Linked DNA regions of Homo sapiens: region 1 is linked to region 2. The links are chromatin contacts, found by Hi-C or POLR2A ChIA-PET in ENCODE. All regions are on one chromosome and are shown on one strand. Each heading gives the region's core, a stretch centred on a gene start or an enhancer-like site at or near the end of the contact. The rest is flanking DNA. Distances are from core to core; before and after follow the strand shown.

Region 1 (4,250 bases), core at 1,273-3,772, 2.3 Mb after region 2:
CCACCTCCTTCAGACCCTCGTCTCCTCTCTCAGACCCTCACCTCCTCCCTTAGCCCCTCATCTCCTCCCCCCGAACCTCACCTCCACCTTCAGACCCTCACCTCCTCCTTCAGACCCTCACCTCCTCTCTCAAACCCTCGCCTCCTTCCTCAGACTCTTATCTCCTCCTTCAGACCCTTGTCTCCTCCCTCAGACCTTCACCTCCTCCCTCCAAACCTCGCCTCCACCCTCAGACCCTTATTTCCTCCATCAGACCCTTACCTCCTCCAACAGACCCTGTCCTCCTCCTTCAGATCCTCTCCCCCTCCTCCCACTAAACCATCTACTTCTCTCTCAGACCTATCTTCCTTCTTCAGATCCTCCTCCTTCTGACCCTTTTATCCCTCTTCCAACCTCAGAGAACCATCAGCACCCTCTCTTCCAGCAGCACCGTCTCTCCCAGCCCTTCGAAGCTCCCACCGGACCCATCACATCTTCTCCCCTCTACAGTCCTGCTAGGTTGGAACCACTGCACCAGCTGCCCTGGGATGCCAGGAGTGGGACAGGCTTGGGTGTCCTTCCCACCCTACCTCTGAGGGTCCCCACCCTAAGCCTCGCCCCTCCAAACCTCAGCTTTCCTTTCTGTGCATTGGGATAGTGCTCCACACCCCTCTCCTGTGTCTGAGGGTCCCCAGGGGTGGGGTTGGATGGGCAGGGAACACAGCCCCCAGCCTGTCCAACCGAATTCCTCCCCTCTTCCCTTGCTGTGGCCCCCACAACACCAGCAGGCAGGGGTTGCCATTGGTCCCATTTTCCAGAAGAACAAACTGAGTCTCAAGGCAGGGGATGGCTTGTCTGAGGTCCCACCGGGAGCAAGGGGTGGAGGTGGAATTAACACAGGTCTGTGCTCGGGATGTTTCGCCATGAAGGGGGATAAGGGAGATCCAGAGAGAGGTCGAAAGGAAGGGAAGGGGTGAGGCCTCTCCACACAGCCACTTCTCACATCCTGGGTTAACGATCCACTCGGGTGGGGCCCGAGTCCGGCCAAAGTCCCTTCCCGGGGCCCCAATACCCACTTTCAAGGTCCCAGGGGACACAGAGACAGCAACAGAGATGGGGAGACAGAGACAGAGGGCGGGGCAGGAGACAACCAGAGGGAGGTCAGGCAAGTTTCGAAGACAGAAGGAGACCGGGGGAGAGAACCAGAGAGACGCCGCGTGCCCCCTGGGCAAGTCCGGGGTGCAGCCCCCATGCCCCGCCCCCTGTGTCCCCAAAGCCTCCCTCTCCGCCTCCTGTGACTCAGTGACCCGGACTCAACCCCAGCGGCTGCCCCGCCCCCAGGGAAATCCGGGAAAGCCCCGGACCTTCGGGGCCCCACCCCGGGGCGGGGAGAGGGAGAGGAGGGGAGGAGACGGGGAAGAGTCCCGCCTCCCTCCTCCCTCCCTCCCATCTCCAGCCTGAGTCATGCCCCCAACCCGCCTAGCCTGTTCCCCACCCATCAACCCCTCCTCGAGGTGGGAGGGGAAGTCGGGGGGAAGCCAAACTGCTCCCCGCTCCTGCAGCACCGGCCTCGGTCGCGCTGACTCTGGCCTGGTGTCCGTGTCTCTTGCTATCTCTCTTTCTCTCAAGATCTCTGCGCCTGTCTCCATGTCTCTTTCTCTCTGTGCACCTAGGATTTTCCGAGCACCCACCCCGGTGCCCCGCGGGCCCCGGCTGGGGGCAGGGCCCCCAACGAGTGCAGAGACACAATCAGTGGAGCGCTCCCCACCCTCACCCCACCCCCAGCCCCTTTAGACCCACAGCTGATGAGGCACGTGGAGTGGCAGAGATGGAAGAGGGGAGGGAGAGGAATCGTTCCTGGCCGCCTGCCGAGTGCCAGTCCCTGCCCCGGGTGCGTCTCTTCACTCCCACTAAGGAGGAAACGGCTCAGAGAGGGGAAGTGTTTGGCCAAGGTCACCCAGCGAGTAAGTGGGAACCGAGATTCCAAACCCCGTCCCAGAGATGCCAAGGCCTCCTGAGAGACAGAGAAGCAGACAGCAACTGAGAGGCAGAGAGATGGTGACAGACACAAAGAGACAAAAGAGAGAGACAGAGACGGAACAGAGCACACAGAGACAAACGCGGGGTTGCGGAGAGAAACACCTACTCAGACAGGAGAACCAGAGAGACAGTTACAGACTCAGAGATAGAGATGTTGAGAGATAGGGCCAGAAAGACAAAAACAGAGGCAGAGAGAGCGGCCCTTGGCAGCAGGGGTGGGGACACCCCCCCACCCCCCGACCCCGCCTCCTCTCCCCCCACCCCTCCTTTCCTCTCCCTCCCCCGCCGAGGCCTGGCTGCCCCAGGCGCCGCGGGCCGGGAGGGGGCAAGCGGGGCGCGGCGCGGGCGGGGCGCAGGGCAGGCTGCACCTCAGAGCGGCGGGAGCAGCGGCGGGTCCAGGAAACCCCTGGGGCGTACGGGTGGCCCCGGGGGGGCCGGGGGCGGGGAGGCGGGCGGCCGGCACCGCCCCGGCCGACAAAAGTCCCTTCAGTTCAGCCGGCTGCAGGGGAAGTCCCGGCGCCCGGCGAAACCACCCTCCCGTGCAGCCGAGCCCAGCCGCTCTCCGGCCGCCGTCCCCGGCGGCCCCATGCCCCGATGCCCCGCGGGGGCCATGGACGAGGGGCCCGTGGACCTGCGCACCCGGCCCAAGGCCGCCGGACTCCCGGGCGCCGCGCTGCCGCTCCGCAAGCGCCCGCTGCGCGCGCCCTCCCCGGAGCCCGCCGCTCCCCGCGGCGCTGCGGGCCTTGTCGTCCCCCTGGACCCTCTGCGCGGCGGCTGCGACCTGCCGGCGGTCCCCGGGCCCCCCCACGGCCTGGCCCGGCCGGAGGCGCTTTACTACCCCGGTGAGTGGCCCCCGAGGGTCCGGGCCGGGTGGGATCCACACAGAGCATAGGGTCACCAGAGCCAGGAGGCAGAGCTTGAGGCACAAACCGGTGTCTCTCCAGGGACCTGGGGGACAAGAGGATATAAGCCCAGGTTCCAAGGATATAGATATGAGATCATCGGGGAGCCAGTAAGCTGTGCCTTGGGATCTGGGGATTTGGGGACCCTGGGGGGCAAAGCCCAGGGGCTGAGTGACGTGGGGGGGGGGGGGCCAGGGACAATGCCCAGTGGTACAAATATGGGGGTGTCAGGGAATCAGGGCACAGAGCCTGGTATCCTAGGGGCAAGAAAGTACAAGCTCTTAAGCCAGATGTGTAGCGTTATGAGGAAGCTGAGCTGGGCTGGAGAAACTGGGGTTCCCTGTATCCTGATATTATTAGAATCAAAGGGAGTCAGGGTAACAGAGACTGGGGTTCTAAGGAGACAGATACTGAGGATCTCAGGATGTCACAATCTCAGGAACCAAGATATCTGGAGACATGGGCATTATGAAAACAGAGATGGGGTTCTGAGCACCCCAATATCTGGGATCACAAGGATCCAAGGAAATGAACCAGAGCTCCAGGGACCCAGATACCAGGGGGTCTTGAGGACCCAGGAGAACAGAGACCCGGGTTTCTGGGTACTCAGTTATGTGGGGCCACAAGTGATCAGGGTCCTATTTGAGGTCAAGATCAGGTGGGCAGAAGGGATCAGGGGACTGAGGATCCTAAGATTGGGTAATTCTGAGACTTTGGGTAATTTAGAGGCAGGATGAAAATTTCAGGGGTCTCCAGACAGAAAGCCTCAAGGCCTCAAGGCCTGGTATTGGAGATACGAGGACCTGGAAACTTGGGAGTTCAAGAACAGAGGGCCCACAAGGATCAGCAGATGACGAAGACCACACACTCTTCTCTCCATCCTATCTCCATCCCTGATCTCAAGAAGGGGTGTCCTCTACCACAGCTGTGGCCACGTCACCATCCCCAATTGACCCCCAAAGCTGCAGAGAGCCGTTCTACAGAGCCCCAAAACTTTAGGTAGTTTCTGCACCCTCCACCCCATCAGCGTGACAGCTGGAGAGCCTCAAGCTATGTGCATCAGGAGTTCTGCCACGGCCTCCCAGCTTTCCTATTCCAAGAGTGAGAAAGCAGGCCTCAGTTTTCCCCGTCTGTGTGATGGGTTGGTATGGATTTGCCTGCTGCCATGGTCCCCTCGCCTTTGTTTGTTTTTGTTTTTGTTTTTTGAGACAGAGTTTTGTTTTGCTCTGTCGCCCAGGCTGGAGTGCATTGGCGTGATCTCGGCTCACTGCAACCTCCGCCTCCCAAGTTCAGGGGATTCTTGTGCCTCAGCCTCCCGAGTAGCTGGGA
Region 2 (4,528 bases), core at 1,218-3,717:
GCCCAGAGCCTTGGGCCCGTTATCCTCTGATGCTGCTCCCCCAACTTTCCTGCCGTCAGTCCCTGACCTTGCCTGAGACCTTGGCGGCTCCCGCACCTCTCTCCCGGCTCCTCCTTGCTGAGAACACAACCCGCAAGGCCCTTCCGCCTGGCTGGACTGAGTCCCCTATGGAGGCAGCCTGGCAGGGAGCAGGTATCTTCCTGGCAGAAGAGGACAGACCTGGTAAACTGAGAGACTGTTGATGCCCCAATGTTCTGCCTAGCCTGCCTGGAAACTCCAGAAGGGTAAGGTACCGTCTTTGTATTGTATTGCTGGGACTTACGCCCGTGTCTACCCCAGAGCTGGTGCTCAGTCAGTTTCTGTGGATGGATGAATGAACACTGGCAAGAGGGCCGCTTTCCTGGTCTCCTGGTCCCTAGCTCAGAGTGCCTTCCCACTCTGGGATTTGATTTTCCCCAAATCCTCTATAGGGAGGCAGCCTGGTCCAGGGGAGAAAGACCCCGGCTTCAAATCCTGACTTTGCCACTTCCTAACTGCATGGCCCTGTGCAAGAACCCTTACTTCTTTATTTTCTACCTGATGTCCTCATTTCTAAAATGAGGATGTTGGCCAGGTGCTCGGTGGCTCATGCCTGTAATCTCAGCACTTTGGGAAGCTGAGGTGGGAGGCTTGCTTGGGGCCAGGAGTTCGAGACCAGCCTGGGCAACATAGCGAGGCCACGTCTCTACGGAAAATGTAAAAATTAGCGGGGCATGGTGGTGCACTTGTAGTCCCACCTACTCCGGAGGCTGAGGTATGAGGATCGCTTGAGCCCAGGAGTTTGAGGCTGCAGTGAGCCATGATCATACCAGTGCACCCCAGCCTGGGCGACAGAGTGAGACTTTGTTTTTTTCTTTTTTTGAGATGGAGTCTTACTCTGTCACCCAGGCTGGAGTGCAGTGGCACGATCTCAGCTCATTGCAACCTTTGCCTCCCGGGTTCAAGTGTTTCTCTGCCTCAGCCTCCCGAGTAGCTGGGATTACAGGCACCTGCCACCACGCCTGGCTAATTTTTGTATTTTTAGTAGAGACGGTGTTTCACCATCTTGGCTAGGCTGGTCTTGAACTCCTGGCCTCAAGCAATCCATCTGCCTCGGCCTCCCAAAGTGCTGGGATTACAGGTGTGAGCCACTGCGCCCAGCCTTTTTTTTTTTTTTTTTTTTTTTTAATAATGGGGATGTTGATCTTTATCTCAGGATTGTTGAAGGATGACCAGAGCTAACCTGATACACCGTAAGTTTTTAGTATTTTTTAAGTAAATGAATGACTGTCCCTGAGAGGCTTCAATTCCTCCAGATTCACACTCACCTGTATCCTGGTAGTGTCTGTGATTCCGAGCACTGGTTTTCTCATGTGGCGACGTCCCACTGTATCCTGACATCACTTTATAACCAGATTTTCCTTTGAAGCCTAGCTTCACTCCCTGGGCCACCATTCCACCCATCGTGGCTGGAGAATCTGTGTCTGAAGATGATCCCACATCTGATTCTGACTCAGAATCTGTGACCCACTCAGAAAGTGCCTTCCACTCTAGGGCTGATCGCTGTATGGATAGTTCCTGAAGTTTTGTTAGAAATCCCAGCTCTGTCAAAGATCCCTGCTTGGATTTGGCTCCCTGGACTGGCGTTGTTTGCTTGTCTGACTGTTCAGGTGTCTCTTGGGACGTAGATTCAGTCGGGGCAGATGGCTCCCTTTTGGCTCCAGGTTTAGCCTGGGCCGCAGGTGTTGATTCAGCTTCTTGTTGAGCTGGAGGTGGCTCTCCTGGCCCAGGCCCTGGCTGGGCTACATGTCTTTGTCTCAATGCTGGCTCCTGTTGAGTTATAGATTCTTTTCCTAGCCCAGGTCCCTGCTGGGAGGCAGCTTCCTGTTGAGTGAGCAGCACCCTTTGGATGTAAGGTGATTGCTGTGGTGCGGGCTTCTGTGGGGCAAGAAATTCCTCTTGTGAAGCAGATTTTTGTTGGGCTCTAGGTTCCTTCTGGGATTCAGCATCATGTTGTGCAGGGGTCTCCTGCTGGGTGAGGGGTCTTTGGTTTGAAGCAGGCTTCTGTTGGGTATTGGATCCCTGCAGAGTCTTCGATTCTGGCTGGGCTATGGGTGTCTTTTCTGGCCCAGGCTCTAGCGGGGTTATAGGCCTCTGGTGTGGTTCAGGTTGCCAGTCTGACCTAGACACTGACTTAGAACCTGGCTCCATTGTTATTTCCCTCACGGGAGATATTGATCTTCCAGGTTCTATCCTTCTGGGCTCCCACCCAGCCCTCTCTCTTCACAGATCTCTCATTGATTCCTCATGATGGCACTTCCTCTTGGGTTTCACTCCATCCTAGCATCACTGGTCTTCCTTTTTAAGGCAGCTGGCAGTTGGCCGATCACAGCTGGCCCCCACTAAGTAATGAACTCTGTGCCTCTTTCTTTGGTGGGAGGATTAGGAATAGGAGGAGGCTATGTGCCTAGCACTCTCTTACAAGAAGGGAGGGGCTTGCTCTCTTGTGTCATAAATAGGGCCCCACCCCACCCACCACTCCGTTAAAATGTTTCTTCTCATAAGGCAAGCATCCCAATTTAGGCCTCCGTGTCATCTGGGATGACAGAAGCCAGATGCTGGATGAGTGTTCCTTTTTTCTCTTTCCTTCTAATGTCTGAGGAAAGCGTCATTCAGGGGGCAGTCTCTGTAGTTGTTGTAATAATTATTTCCCTCTTTGTTCATTCCTACAAATGGTTGCCAGATTATTTATTTATTTACTTATTGAGACAAGTCTTTCTCTGTTGCCCAGGCTGGAGTGCAGTGGTACCATTTTGGCTCACTGAAGCCTCCACCTCCTGGGTTCAAGCGACTCTCCTGCCTCAGCCTCCCAAGTAGCTGGGACTACAGGCGTGCACTGCCACGCCCGGCTAATTTTTATATTTTTAGTAGAGATGGGGTTTTGCCATGTTGGCCAGGCTGGTCTCAAACTCCTGACCTTAAGTGATCCACCCCCACCCCCCGCCCCCGGGCCTCCCAAAGTGCTGGGTTTACAGGTGTGAGCCACCACGCCCAGCCAGGTTGCTAGTTTAATTTCCTTATATTGTCATTCTGATCATTTAACTCTCATGTTAAAAACTAATGTCATGCCTTCCCACTTTTATAGCTTGAGGCCCTTCTGAATGGCATTTGAGATACTCCATGCCATCTCTCTAGCCCTGAACTATGATCCTGTACTAGATTGGAAACTCACAGAAGACAGTGACCACTGATGACAATGACTGATAATGATGGTGGTAATGGTGATGATAGTAGTCATAAATACCAAAGGCTGCCTAAGTGCTAAGAAACTGTGCCAAGTTTTTTTTTTAAACCTATATTATCTTTAATAAGACCGTGTCTGGTTCATTGGTATGCTTTTTTTTTTTTGTCCCACCTCGCTCTTACCTCAGAAAGATTTGTCGAATGAGTGAAAGATGAACAAGTAGGCCAATGGAGACAGAGTGAGGGTCTTGGTGGGGATAAGTATGTGTAGAATCTGGATTCAGTCTGCAGTGAATAGGGTAAAATGGGTCATCTGGTTGTGAATTGGCAGACCCCATTTGAAGGAAACAATTTTGATCTGTGACATTTAAAAATATTTATTGACTTCTGTTTGCTACTTTCCTGATTGCATTTAAGGTTAAATGACACTAGCTAGGAAGCTACAGTTTCCTGGAATCTTTCAGGTAATTAAGCCTAAGCCTGGGTAAGGGGAGGGCACAGGCTAAGACTGACGAGAGAAGAAGACACTAGAGAGAGCAACAAACAAAATGATCTTGAAAAACATGCTTTTTGAGAGCACTGGAATGATTTAGGGGTGGGTACAGTGGGAGAGTGAGGTGGGAGAAGAAGAGTGTCTGGTAGGTGTGCTCACTGTCTTCTTGGCTGAGAATGTTTAATTGGAAGAGTGGGCGCTCAGAGCTCCTACAAAGGCAGAGCAAAGCTTCTTAGCTGACATTGTTTGAGAAATTGCTGGCAGGCTCTGGAATGCTTGTTTGGCTTTCTGTGGTGCCTTTGGTGTCCTAGGGTGCAAATAAAGGGGAGAGGCTAGTGTTAAAACCATTTTTAACATTTCTTTTTTTTTTGGAGACGGAGTCTTGCTCTATTGCCCAGGCTGGAGTGCAGTGGCAGGATCTCAACTCACTGCAACCTCTGCCTCCCGGGTTCAAGTGATTCTCCTGCCTCAGCCTCCCAAGTAGCTGGGATTACAGGTGCCTGCCACCATGGCTGGCTAATTTTTGTATTTTAGTAGAGACAGGGTTTCACCATTTTGGCCAGGCTGGTCTGGAACTCCTGACGTCATGTGATCCACCCACCTCGGCCTCCCAAAGTGCTAGGATTACAGGCATGAGCCACCATGCCTGGCCTTCACATTTAATTTTTTTTTGAGATGGAGTCTCGTTCAGTTGCCCAGGCTGGAGTGCAGTGGTGCAATCTTGGCTCACTGCAACCACTGTCTCCCAGATTCAAGCGATTCTCCTGTCTCAGC

What was found. Hi-C counts contacts between places; a loop is a spot of excess contacts on that map. ChIA-PET counts read pairs that join two places held with the same protein, here RNA polymerase II (POLR2A). Pooled maps may share reads with other maps.
Region 1: a map with no recorded cell type shows a loop between it and region 2 (5-fold over the local background). The contact joins the promoter of BCL3 here to the promoter of LIPE in region 2. A Hi-C loop is called at or near these places in 1 of 37 single-sample maps with no recorded cell type and 6 of 50 pooled maps. POLR2A ChIA-PET finds 5 or more read pairs at or near these places in 1 of 52 experiments (H1).

Annotation. Positions count from the first base shown.
Region 1 is chr19:44,746,186-44,750,435 of GRCh38, forward strand. It overlaps BCL3 (BCL3 transcription coactivator), which reads left to right and starts at 2,523. Exons shown (of 9, transcript NM_005178.5): 1 at 2,523-2,861. The coding sequence starts at 2,606. RefSeq lists silencers at 1,092-1,571, 1,632-1,761, 2,172-2,761.
Region 2 is chr19:42,424,921-42,429,448 of GRCh38, forward strand. It overlaps LIPE (lipase E, hormone sensitive type), which reads right to left and starts at 2,468. Exons shown (of 10, transcript NM_005357.4): 1 at 1,347-2,468. The coding sequence starts at 2,229. It overlaps CXCL17 (C-X-C motif chemokine ligand 17), which reads right to left. Exons shown (of 4, transcript NM_198477.3): 4 at 3,358-4,061. The coding sequence ends at 3,964. All of the region lies in intron 1 of LIPE-AS1 (LIPE antisense RNA 1), which reads left to right.